Linked DNA regions of Homo sapiens: region 2 is linked to region 1. A link is a loop called in an ENCODE intact Hi-C map of the cell type or tissue named here. Cell type or tissue: heart left ventricle. All regions are shown on one strand.

Evidence for each region. Peaks named below come from ENCODE experiments on the same cell type or tissue, not always from the same donor. Only the 100,000 strongest peaks of a DNase experiment are listed, where the experiment ranks them.
Region 2: it touches region 1 in a loop (2.4-fold over the local background); 6 of 110 quality-filtered maps call a loop at or near these places.

What each region holds. Positions count from the first base shown.
Region 1 is chr2:10,406,805-10,411,804 of GRCh38, forward strand. All of the region lies in intron 2 of HPCAL1 (hippocalcin like 1), which reads left to right. LOC124905972 (a long non-coding RNA gene) reads right to left here. Exons shown (of 3, transcript XR_007086211.1): 2 at 1,165-1,309; 3 at 654-1,041. Among named protein-coding and RNA genes, the nearest start is that of SNORA80B, 38 kb to the right of the region's middle. RefSeq lists enhancers at 854-2,053, 1,301-1,912, 1,913-2,525 and a silencer at 2,385-2,514. In heart left ventricle, CTCF peaks have their summits at 2,508 (motif pointing left) and 2,707; a DNase peak (open chromatin) is centred at 2,497; H3K27ac peaks cover 720 bases.
Region 2 is chr2:10,235,257-10,240,256 of GRCh38, forward strand. No RefSeq gene overlaps it. Among named protein-coding and RNA genes, the nearest start is that of MIR4261, 45 kb to the left of the region's middle. In heart left ventricle, no CTCF peak of the experiment used is centred here; a DNase peak (open chromatin) is centred at 2,645; H3K27ac peaks cover 1,693 bases.

The DNA.
Region 1 (5,000 bases):
TATGGTCTCATTTTGGTCCTGCCTTTGAGCTTCCTTTTCCTGCTGGGTTAGGGTTCCGGACGGAAGGGGAGCATTCTCTTGGGCGTTTCCCTTTTCCTGTCTCCCTGTTCTCTCCCCAGAGGCTCATGTATGTCCGTTTCACTCACCTCCCTTTCTCTGCTTGGGAGGCAGCTCAAAGAGCTCCTCTCCAAAGACTCAAGCTGGAGTGATGTTCGCTCTATGATGACGCCGCACTGGTCCAGGGAATGATCTCACTGGAGAGTAGCAGGAAGTCCCCCATCCTGTCCCCCACCCCACTGGCTGAGGACCATATAGCTGGGATGTGTTCACCTGGGAAGGAGATTGGCACCAGTTTGATAAATGGACACCCCCAAGTCTGGCATGGCCCCAAAACTCTACTCTGCTGCAGCTGTTTCCATGCCAGAAAACAGAGATTTCCAGAATACCGAGTCTGAATGTGCCTTCTTGGAGCAGCTTCAAATCTGAGCAGGAGAGCACTTGACCATCCTAACCCCTGACCTTCCTCCAGCAATTCCTAAAACTGGAAGAGTCACAGAATGTTAGAATAAGAGGGATCCTAGAAAAAGAACCACTCACTCATTGCTTTGTTCATTTGCTCAGGCACTGTGCTAGGCGCTTGGAATACACAACCATTCATTCAAACATATTTATTGACTGAATTGTGTGCCAGGCCCTGTTTTGGGCCCTGTGGGGGTACAGTGGTGAACAAAAGGAGGCAGACAGTCAAGAGATTTTGTAAATATAGTGCCAGGTGGCAGGAAATGCTGAGAAAGGGGTCAGGGTGAGGGACCAGAGGGTGAGGGTGGATGCTCTTTGAGGTGGGTCCTTGGAGGAGGTTTCCCCACGACTGTTGAGCAAGAACATGAACTTGGAGGGAGTGAGCCTTGCAGACACTGAGGGGAAGGAAGAGCAGACAGGTGGAGGGAACTGCAGGTGCGAAGGCCCTGAGGCTGGAACACGCTGAGCAGCTTCTCTGACTGGGACAAATGAAGGATTCTCCTTCCCCCAGGAGCTCCCAGTCTAATGAAGGAAAAAGACAAAGAAGTGACGCGTTCAAAGCTGAGTTCATACTAGAAAAACGCTGTTAGAATTCAAAGGGAAGAGCAGTTGTAGGGGCTGGGAAAGGCAAGCCTGAGGAGTGACCTTTGCATTGGGCTTTGGTGGATGAGTAGGGGTTGGCAGGGTGGCTGAGGCGAGCGTGCCACACGGGTGAACTCATATCTGCAGAGGCACAAGGTGTGCAGGGACAGCCACCCACACATTCCTCTTCCTGTCGCAGTAGCAGCTTCTGCAAGAGAAAGTACAGCTCTTGGGGATTTCCCTTTTCCTTTCTCCACCTCTTCCTTCTCACCAGCTTCATTTAGGGCATTTCAGCCTTGAGAGGGTGGAAAAGAAGGAGAGATTGGTAGAGGAAGGGGATTTCTGTGCCCTGCTGGGTCTCTCTCTCTCTCTCTTCTCATATGTTATGTTTTTCTTGTAAGGTTTTGGGGAGTTGTGGGGAGTTTAAGAGGCTGGGGATGGGTAAGAAGTCAAGAAGGTTTCGGTTGGATTTCTCAACAACAGGTCATTGGCCTGGAGCCCCTCCAGTGGGTAAAATGCCGTGATGCAACAGCTTTCAGGAAGGCCTCCAGAAATGAGCTCTAGGTCAGTGGGTTGGGTTTAGGTGCAGGCACGCCCTGGAACTGTCACTCTAGAGGTGTTACTAACCTCCTCTTTCCCCGGATCTGACTCAGCAGGGTTGGCTGTTCCAGCTCCAAAGAGAAGGAGGAACCTTTTCCTTCTGCAGCCCCTCCCCACCAGCCTCATTCCTTAGCTGGGGTCAGACCTGGGGTCCTCACTGCAGCTGGCCTCTGGCAGCGTTCTCAGGCTAGCCCTCCCTGCTGAAAAGAGAACCGTGTGGGACTCACAGGTAATTATGAAATACAAACGCCATGATCTTTCACTCAAGGGCACTAAGGAGTGAATAAATAAAGGATACCACAGGGTGCTAATGAGCTTGAAGAGTCCCTGTTTGGTAGCCCCAGATCCAGGGTCCCTGGTATCACCCACTGAATGCTACTTCTACCCAGCACTGCCCACGGGAAATAAAGTGGGAGACACATACCTATGTGATTGTAACTTTTTCTATAGCCGCATTGAAAAGTAAAAAAGATGAAATTTAAAACTTGTTTGATTTAAACCGTTAGATCCCAAATGGTATCATTTACCATTTCACATGTAATCAAGAAAGAGAAAGTATTAATGAGATATTTTATGTTGTTTTTTTTCATATGAAGTCGTCAAAATCCGGCGTGTATTTTACACTAAGGGCACATATATGAGTTCAGACTGGCGACGGTTTATGTGCTCAGTAGCCACGTGTGGCTGGTTGTGACCATAGTGGACAAAGCAGCCCTAGCTTATAGGTGGAGACACGGAGGCACCTGAGAGGGGCGGGGTCTCAGCTCAGGCCCTGGGAGCCTGTTCAACAGCTCCCTCTAGCGTCGGCCCAGCCACACTTCAGCCTGGATGGTCCCAGATGCATCGGCTCCTCCCTGCACCTGGGTCCTGGCAGCCGGCACAGCCTCCCCGCAATCACCCAGGGGCAAAACGGGCCCCTCCTTGGAGAACTACCGGGAAGCTAAGGCTGCAGGCAGCTTGACTGTCACTTGCTTATTTGGAGGAAAGAAGGACACAGGCCCGAGTTGTTTTGAAAAATGCAATCAGCCCTAGGAGAGGGGCTTAGCTGCAGGGGCCGTGTGGGTCCAGCGGTCACCGGGAGAAAGAACTGGGTTGGGTGCTGGATAAGAAAGAGCACAAACCTGTTTGTCTTCCACCGGCCCCTTCTGCCTTCCACCTTCCTGTTCCACCCCAGGAAGAACAAGCTCTCATCTCAAATGGCCTGAGCCCTCTGATTCCTTGAAGTTCAAATTCACAACAAACGCCTCTCCAGCCTCTTCCTGAGCCTCAGTCTTTTTTTTTTTTTTTTTTTTTTTTTTTTTTGAGACAGAGTCTCGCTCTGTTGCCCAGGCTGGAGTGCAGTGGCACCACCTCAGCTCACTGCAACCTCCACCCTCCGGGTTCAAGCAATTCTCCCGTCTCAACCTCCCGAGTAGCTGGGACTACCAGGTGCGTGCCACCGCACCCAGCTAATTTTTTATATTTTTAGTAGGGACGGTTTCACCATGTTGCTCAGGCTGGTCTTGAACTCCTGAGCTCAGACAATCCACTGCCTTGGCCTCCTGAAGTGCTGGGATGACAGGTGTGAGCCACGGCGCCCCGGCCAGCCTGGGTCTCTCATAAGCATTTGGTGTTTCCCACCTCTCTGGTCGCCTTCCCTCAAAGCATCTCAGAGTCTGGTTGGCCTGGCAAGCTTCGGGGATCTGACTGATGAAAGCATTTTGGAGCAATGGGATGAGATGCCAACCAATGCCGTCAGCCGGCACTGAGGTGGGATTAACAGGACAATCAAGCCCTCGGTTCCCAGGAGCCTCACTGAGCAGCTGCTAGAACTGTGCCACTAAACAGGCTTTAATTTACAGGCAATACCGACTCTGGGTTAACTATTTCTCACAGGGCTCCCCAGCTGCATGTTTACATTTCTTTCCTTGTTCCTCTTTTTCTTCTTCTTCTTTTTTTTTTTTTTTTTTTTTTTTTACAATTCAGCAGATTAAGAACAATAGCAGGGTAACTGAGAACCACAGAGGTGGCTGTAAGTGACTCATTAACTCCCTCTCCCATGTTTCCATCACCGTGAATTACAACGTCATCTCTGATGCCCTCAGACAGCTGTTACTAGTTTGATCCGAGCCTTGCTTGAATATGAATCTTTTTAAGCCGAGCAGGAGATGGTTCTGCTCTCAAATAGACTGCCCTCCCCTGGGCCTCCCATTTCTTACCCCACCATCCTCCTTGGAGATGAAAGACTTCCTGAGAAATGAAGGCTGGGTTTGCCTAATTACTGGAGCAAGGTGGCTGTTCTGCTGGGAAACGTGAGTGGTGGCTTTCTGTCTCTGCAGAAAGGCTTGCTTTTGCTCGGTCGTCTTACTAGACAGCCAAGCACCAATAAGGTTGGCTCCTTTGCTTAATGAATGACAGAGGGGTCACAGCAGCATGCAGCATTCCCCCCGCCCCCCGTTTCTTGTGAGGCAGCCTGCGTCGGGCCCGACAGCCTCCAGGAGAGAGCTAAAATGAGGTCCTTCAGATTACATATTTCATCTGGGCCCTTGTTAATAAGCAAATGCTGGCTGTCCCAGTGAGTGACTGGGAGTGTGTGTGTGGCCGTCACCTTCATTTGGCATTCATGGGCTCCATTTACCAGTTTCATAAAAGTTCCAGTGGGGAGGCCATCTTGCAAAGCTGTCCTGGCGAGCACAAGCAGAGTGCTGGACACCAGCCAGGAGCACCCTGGGTGGCCTCCACGGCTGCTTATGGTCTTGGCATGGAAAGGGCCCAGAGGAGGTTACAGGACAATGGGAAGGAGGTGGGCTCTCCACTCAGACCTCCTGGGTCCACAGCCCACCACCCCACCGAAGCCTCGGTCCCTTGTCCCTAAGGTGGAGCTGACATTGCCTCCTCTCGGCCTAGCCAGGAGTGACCCCACTTTCCCAGCTCCTAGAATCTTCACTGTGTCCTCCCCTGGATGTGGCCTACAGGGACTGGGCCTCCTGCAGCCTTTGAAATCCTCCTTGTCATTCAGTTGTGATTCCAAATGCCGTTGTCCTAGGCAAGCCGCCGAGTGCCCCGGGAATGAGCGACTCCCCTGGACCCCACTTTATTCACTTTTTATGCCCCTTCCTGGGCATGCCTACACCATAACTCAAGCCCCCCAGGGAGCTGGTGACTGGGGACCGGCATCCCAGTGCTCAGCCTGGGATTCGGCACTCAGAGGGCCCGACAGCCTGGAATACACTGAGCACCCCGCTGGCACCAGGCCCCAAGGACAGGCTGATGTTTCCACTTCCCTGGAGAAAGATCCTCCAGTCCCCTGCTCGGAGGCT
Region 2 (5,000 bases), 170 kb before region 1:
GGGGGTCCAATGGGACCATAAAGAAGGCCTTTGGCCCAGCGCCGGTTTGAGGAATTGCTCAGTAATTCCAAGCATCTGGGGATGTGGGCTGAGGGCTTAAGCCTTGGACTGGGCTGCAGAGGTCTGGATTCTGGTCCCAGCCCCGCCACTAATAAGCTGTGGGGTGGCAGGCAAGCCTTTCAATGTCTTGGGGACTGAGTTTCCTCATGTGCACCTGGGAGGTGCCATGCCAATTCCATGCAGAAGAACCTTTGGGACTGTCCCGGGATAGCAGCTGGGAAGGGCTTCCTGGGTAAACGTGAGGCGTGACCGGGCATCCCTACTCGGCTGCCTGCCGGAGGTTTCCGAGGGGCTCCTCACTAGCTCACCGCCCCCAGAAACGTCCTCCTCTTTCATCCCGGACCGTCCGTGAAGGGGTAGGTGGTGCCGTCTGTCATGAGGCCCATGGCAGTGCCTTGTGGCTTCTGACGCCTGCCCTGTGGCTTGCAGGCAGATCCACCACTGTTCTTTCCTTGCCTTGCACTTCCTGTGGGCTACGCATGCTGTACCCATTTCACCAACAGAAGACTGAGGTCCAGAGGGCGTGGGTGTGTGCCGGGGTGCGCGCTGCTGAGTGCGGAGCCAGGGCTAGGCTAGGTCTCCGGCATGTGTCCTGTGTCCTGGACAGCTCCGGTGGGCACCTGCTGCCCCGGACAGTGAAGAGAGCCCTCTCCCTCTCAAGGTGCCTTACTCGAATGCTTGATTCCAGGGCCTAAAACAAAGTCCACTGCGGTTTCCACCACCTCCCAGCTGATTCAATGGGGCTCCACCCAAACCGGGGATCACCGTATTTCCCAATGAATTGGGGTTGGGAAGCGGGGAGAGGTGCCTGTTCCCAGTGGGCACTGTCCCCTGCCTTCTGCCTCAGGCAGATTTTTCTCAGCTTGGCCTTTGCCAGCGCCAGGGGGTGACACCCTTCCCACCCTCTTCCCTCTTCTCCATCCTCCTCAGGGCTCCCTGCAGCCCCAGCCACCTGTGCCTCCCCAGCTGCCCAGAGGGCACAGGCAGGACCTCAGGAAAAGGCACCCATCTGTATCCACCCCCATCCTCACCGTGGAGGACCCATCTTCATCCCCACCCCTGTTCTTCCCATTGAGGGGCCCGTCTTCCACTGACCCCCACCAGTCCTCACCATGCAGAGCCCCAGGACCCCAGCGAAGTCAGCCAGACATCACCAGGTGCCACCTCCTCCTCCTTTCCAGCTCTGTCCAGCTAACTTGTGGTTCCCATGGCACCAATGGACATTCAGAGAAATGTTCTAGATCGGGGGGTGTTGGACAGAGTAGGAGGGATCCCCTCAATTCACATCCAAGCCTGTTGAGGGTGTAATGGAGCCCAGGACCTGTCTCTTGTGGAAGGTGGTTCCCAAACCCAGTGATGCTTAGAAGCATCAGAAGGGTCCTGTGAAGTTCATGGCTTCCTGGCTGCGCTCAGGTACCCGGCTGCCGTGGGTGCGGGTGAGTCATGCCCTGCTCTGGAATGGCTTCCCAGGGGCTCCATTCTGGGAGCATCCTGGAAAAGTACAAAGCCATTACTTACAGGGCAGCACGATGCCAGCTTTCCTTGCCATTGTTGTTGGTTGGGCTGCTGCAGCTGCATACATTTCTGAAAATGCCTCCAGTGGGTGACATTTATCAAATCAAGTGCTTTCTAGCTTTATTCCCCAAATACATAGCCAATTCTCTTTGTAGCTCATGCGCCAGCCCGCCTGGGTGATTTGGTTGGAGAAGAGGTGATGTCTCCCACCAGCAGAGGGAAAGGTGGCGACAGGGCTGGGGAACTTGCTGATATGAAAGCAGGTCCAGCCATTTCCTCCCACTGTCGCCTTTTCTAAGAGTGGCAGGGAGGAGGTGATGGGGTGGGACTGAAAGATCCTAGCCATTTTAGTCTTGTGACACACAAATGCTGGGAAAATACCCAGGCCACCTCTTGCCTCCCTGCAGGCTGCTCCTGTGCCCCGGGCACCATGGCTCAGCATTGTCTGGGAGGAGCTAGAATGTGTGGGCAGCAGCTGCCCTGGCCTAGAATGCTGGCAACTGAAGGGGGCTCAGCCATGGGCCAGCCACCTGCCTGCCCACAGCAGCAGAGGAGTGCTCAGCCCTGTGACCCCGCCCTGGTGCACCTTCCCTTTGCCACCTGTTTGAAGAAGAGTTGGCTAAGAGGATGTGCTGGAGCCCCCTGGCACCTGCCCTGGGCTCTGGGGGCTAAGGAGGACATGCTGGAGCCCGCCCTGGGCTCTGGGGGCTAAGGAGGACGTGCTGGAGCCCGCCCTGGGCTCTGGGGCCTAAGGAGGATGTGCTGGAGCCCGCTCTGGGCTCTGAGGGCTAAGGAGGCCATGCTGGAGCCTGCCGCAGCCCCCCGGGCTGAGGGCGCAGTCCTTGCGGCTGCCACAGCAGTGCTGACTGCACTCCTGCTGCGTACTCAGCTATATACAGCTGCCCCATTTACCCCTTAGAGGCAGAATTTGGTCTCCTCCCATTTTATGGGCAAGAATACAGTGTTTCCCTCCAAGGTCACCCATCTGGTGTTGGTCAGAGCTGGGGTTCCATCCTGCCTCCACCCCCAGCCCTCGACCTTGACATCGTGGCGCCTGCTCTTCCTCTGGACACACCCTGGCCGAGCTTCTCCCAGGGCTGACCCTGCTTCTCAGGACGCACTGGGGAAGCCCTTGGCAGAACCTCTGGGATGGAGGAAATCAACTGGAGACTCAGCCTCACTCCTGACCTTCAGGAAGTCGCTCCCCTTCCTCTATAGGAAGGACACGGAGAGGCCGGAATGGTCTCCAGGTCCCTCCGGCCCCCACGCAAAGCTGTAGGGCCTTCGACTGTTCTGGGAGGGGCAGGAGGCCAGTCCTTTGGAGGATGGTTCCTTCAGGGTAGCCCCTAAGTAACGGCAGCAGCAACGCTCCAGCCGTGTGGACAGCACTGGGGGTTGGCAAAGCCGGTCTGAACGTCCCCTCTGATTCACTGGTGGCTCCTCACTTGCGACCCCTGAGCCTCGCAGGCAGCACAGCCACACCTGGGAGTCAGGTAAGGCGGTGAAGGCCAACGTGAGGACTGTGCCCACCGCCCCTCCCGGAAGGGAAAGTCCTTTCTCCAGCCTCTGCCTCTGTATGAATACAGCATGGAAGAGGGCACTGTGGAATCTCAGGTGGTTGAGGTCACCTAATTGCAGCCCATCTCTGTGGGTAAGAAATTGAGGCTCAGGGTGGGCTTGCGACTTGCCCAGGGTCATGTGACATTGGTGGCAGAGCTGTCCAGCAGGCCTGCTGTTTGGACGGGTCTCTGCTGCTCACGTGTATGTCTGAGGCTGGGTCAATCATGGCAGCATGTCTCTGGCCTGGACCTCCCCACCTCCTCCTTGCAGACCCTCTGGTTGGCGTTGATGGTCCTGACATCCTGACATCCTGCTACCATGGACTACTACATCGTTGGCCTTGGTGTTTGTTGGTTTTGAGACAGGGTCTTGCCCCGTCACCCAGGCTGGAGTGCACTGGCACGACCACAGCTCACTGCAGCCTCAACTTCCTGGGCTCAAGGGATCCTCTCACCTCAGCCTCCAGAGCAGCTGGGACTATAGGGGCATGCTACCATGCCTAGCTAATTTTTAAATTGTAGAGCTGGAATTCTGCCATGTTGCCCAGGCTGGTCTCAAATTCCTGGACTCAAGTGATCCTCCCACCTGGGCCTCCCAAAGTGCTGGCATTACAGGCATGAGCCACGGCACCCAGCTGACCTTGGTGTTTCCAGGGCAGCACTTGGCCCCCTCTTGCTCGTCAGTCCTGAGCCCGAGTGAGGCCAAGTGTCTGTTTCCTTGCGGGCTCAGCGGCAGCCCCTTCCTACCCCCCCGGCTTGCAGAGGAGGGTCCAGGGCTGTGCTTGGGTCCTGAGTCCTGGAGTCAGGCAAGGCAGGGCTCCCAGGTGGGCCCTGCATCTAGGCTTTGGGGCCAGGTCTCTCTAGAGCCCACCCATCATGGGGGGAGCTGGCCGGTGGGACATCTGGGTCCCCAAAAGGAGCTGTCCTCTTTGGTTGGTTCCCATAAAGTCCCTTCCTCCACACTCCCAGCTCTGTGCAGGGTCTTCAGGATGCACGGGCAGCAGAGGGGCCTCCTTGGGTCCCTCCAGAGGCTGGCCGTGCTGGCCGGGCTGGCCGGGGTGGAGGCACCCGCCCCCGTAGGCTTCCATCCCACTCCCACCCCAGGGTCCGCAGGCAGCGTGTCCACACCTACTTAATTCTCTTTTAAATGGAAGGGAAAAAATAGCAAAGAAGAGTCCCAGGTGCTCTAAAAGGCTTTCACAGGCTCCGAGCAATTAGGAGGCTGGGCTGCGGGAAGCGCTGAGTGCTGGGAGGTTACTCAGGGAGGCAAAGTCACGTGCAGAATTTTCCATTTCGCCCTCCTCCAATAACAGCCTGTCCATGTGAGGGACACGGGGGAGTTCACACTGCCCTCCCTGATGGTGTCCGGGGGCATGCAGGCAATGGCCCCTCCCGAAAGGAGAAGCACCAGCACTGCCTGTCCTTGGGAGCCCTTCGGGGCTTCTTTCTAGTTCCTTCAACCCCTACTGCGTGTGCTGCCCCTGCTGGCGAGGCCGGCCCCCAGCGCAGACAGGGCCTCATCGGTAGCTGCACTCAGGGTGCTGTTGGGGAGGAAGGCACCAGCACTGTACACCTTAGCCCAGCCCAGAGTCATAGGCCCTCCTATGTGCAAGACCCCAGGGAAGCACAGGGCTTCAGAGGGGCTTAGTGTGGTCCCCCTTACGATCCTGGACTTTCATGGGGGAATGGTTAGAAGGAGGCAGAGAGCCCACTCTTGAGGAGTACCTCCCACAAGATGCCCTTTGCCTCTTCCGCAATAGCCTCACAGTGCAGGGTCTCAGCCTGCGGACAGCTCAAGGGACCTGGCGGTGCTGGGCCTGGCTGAGAACAACACACGCTACATGGACCCACATGCACCCCACTCAC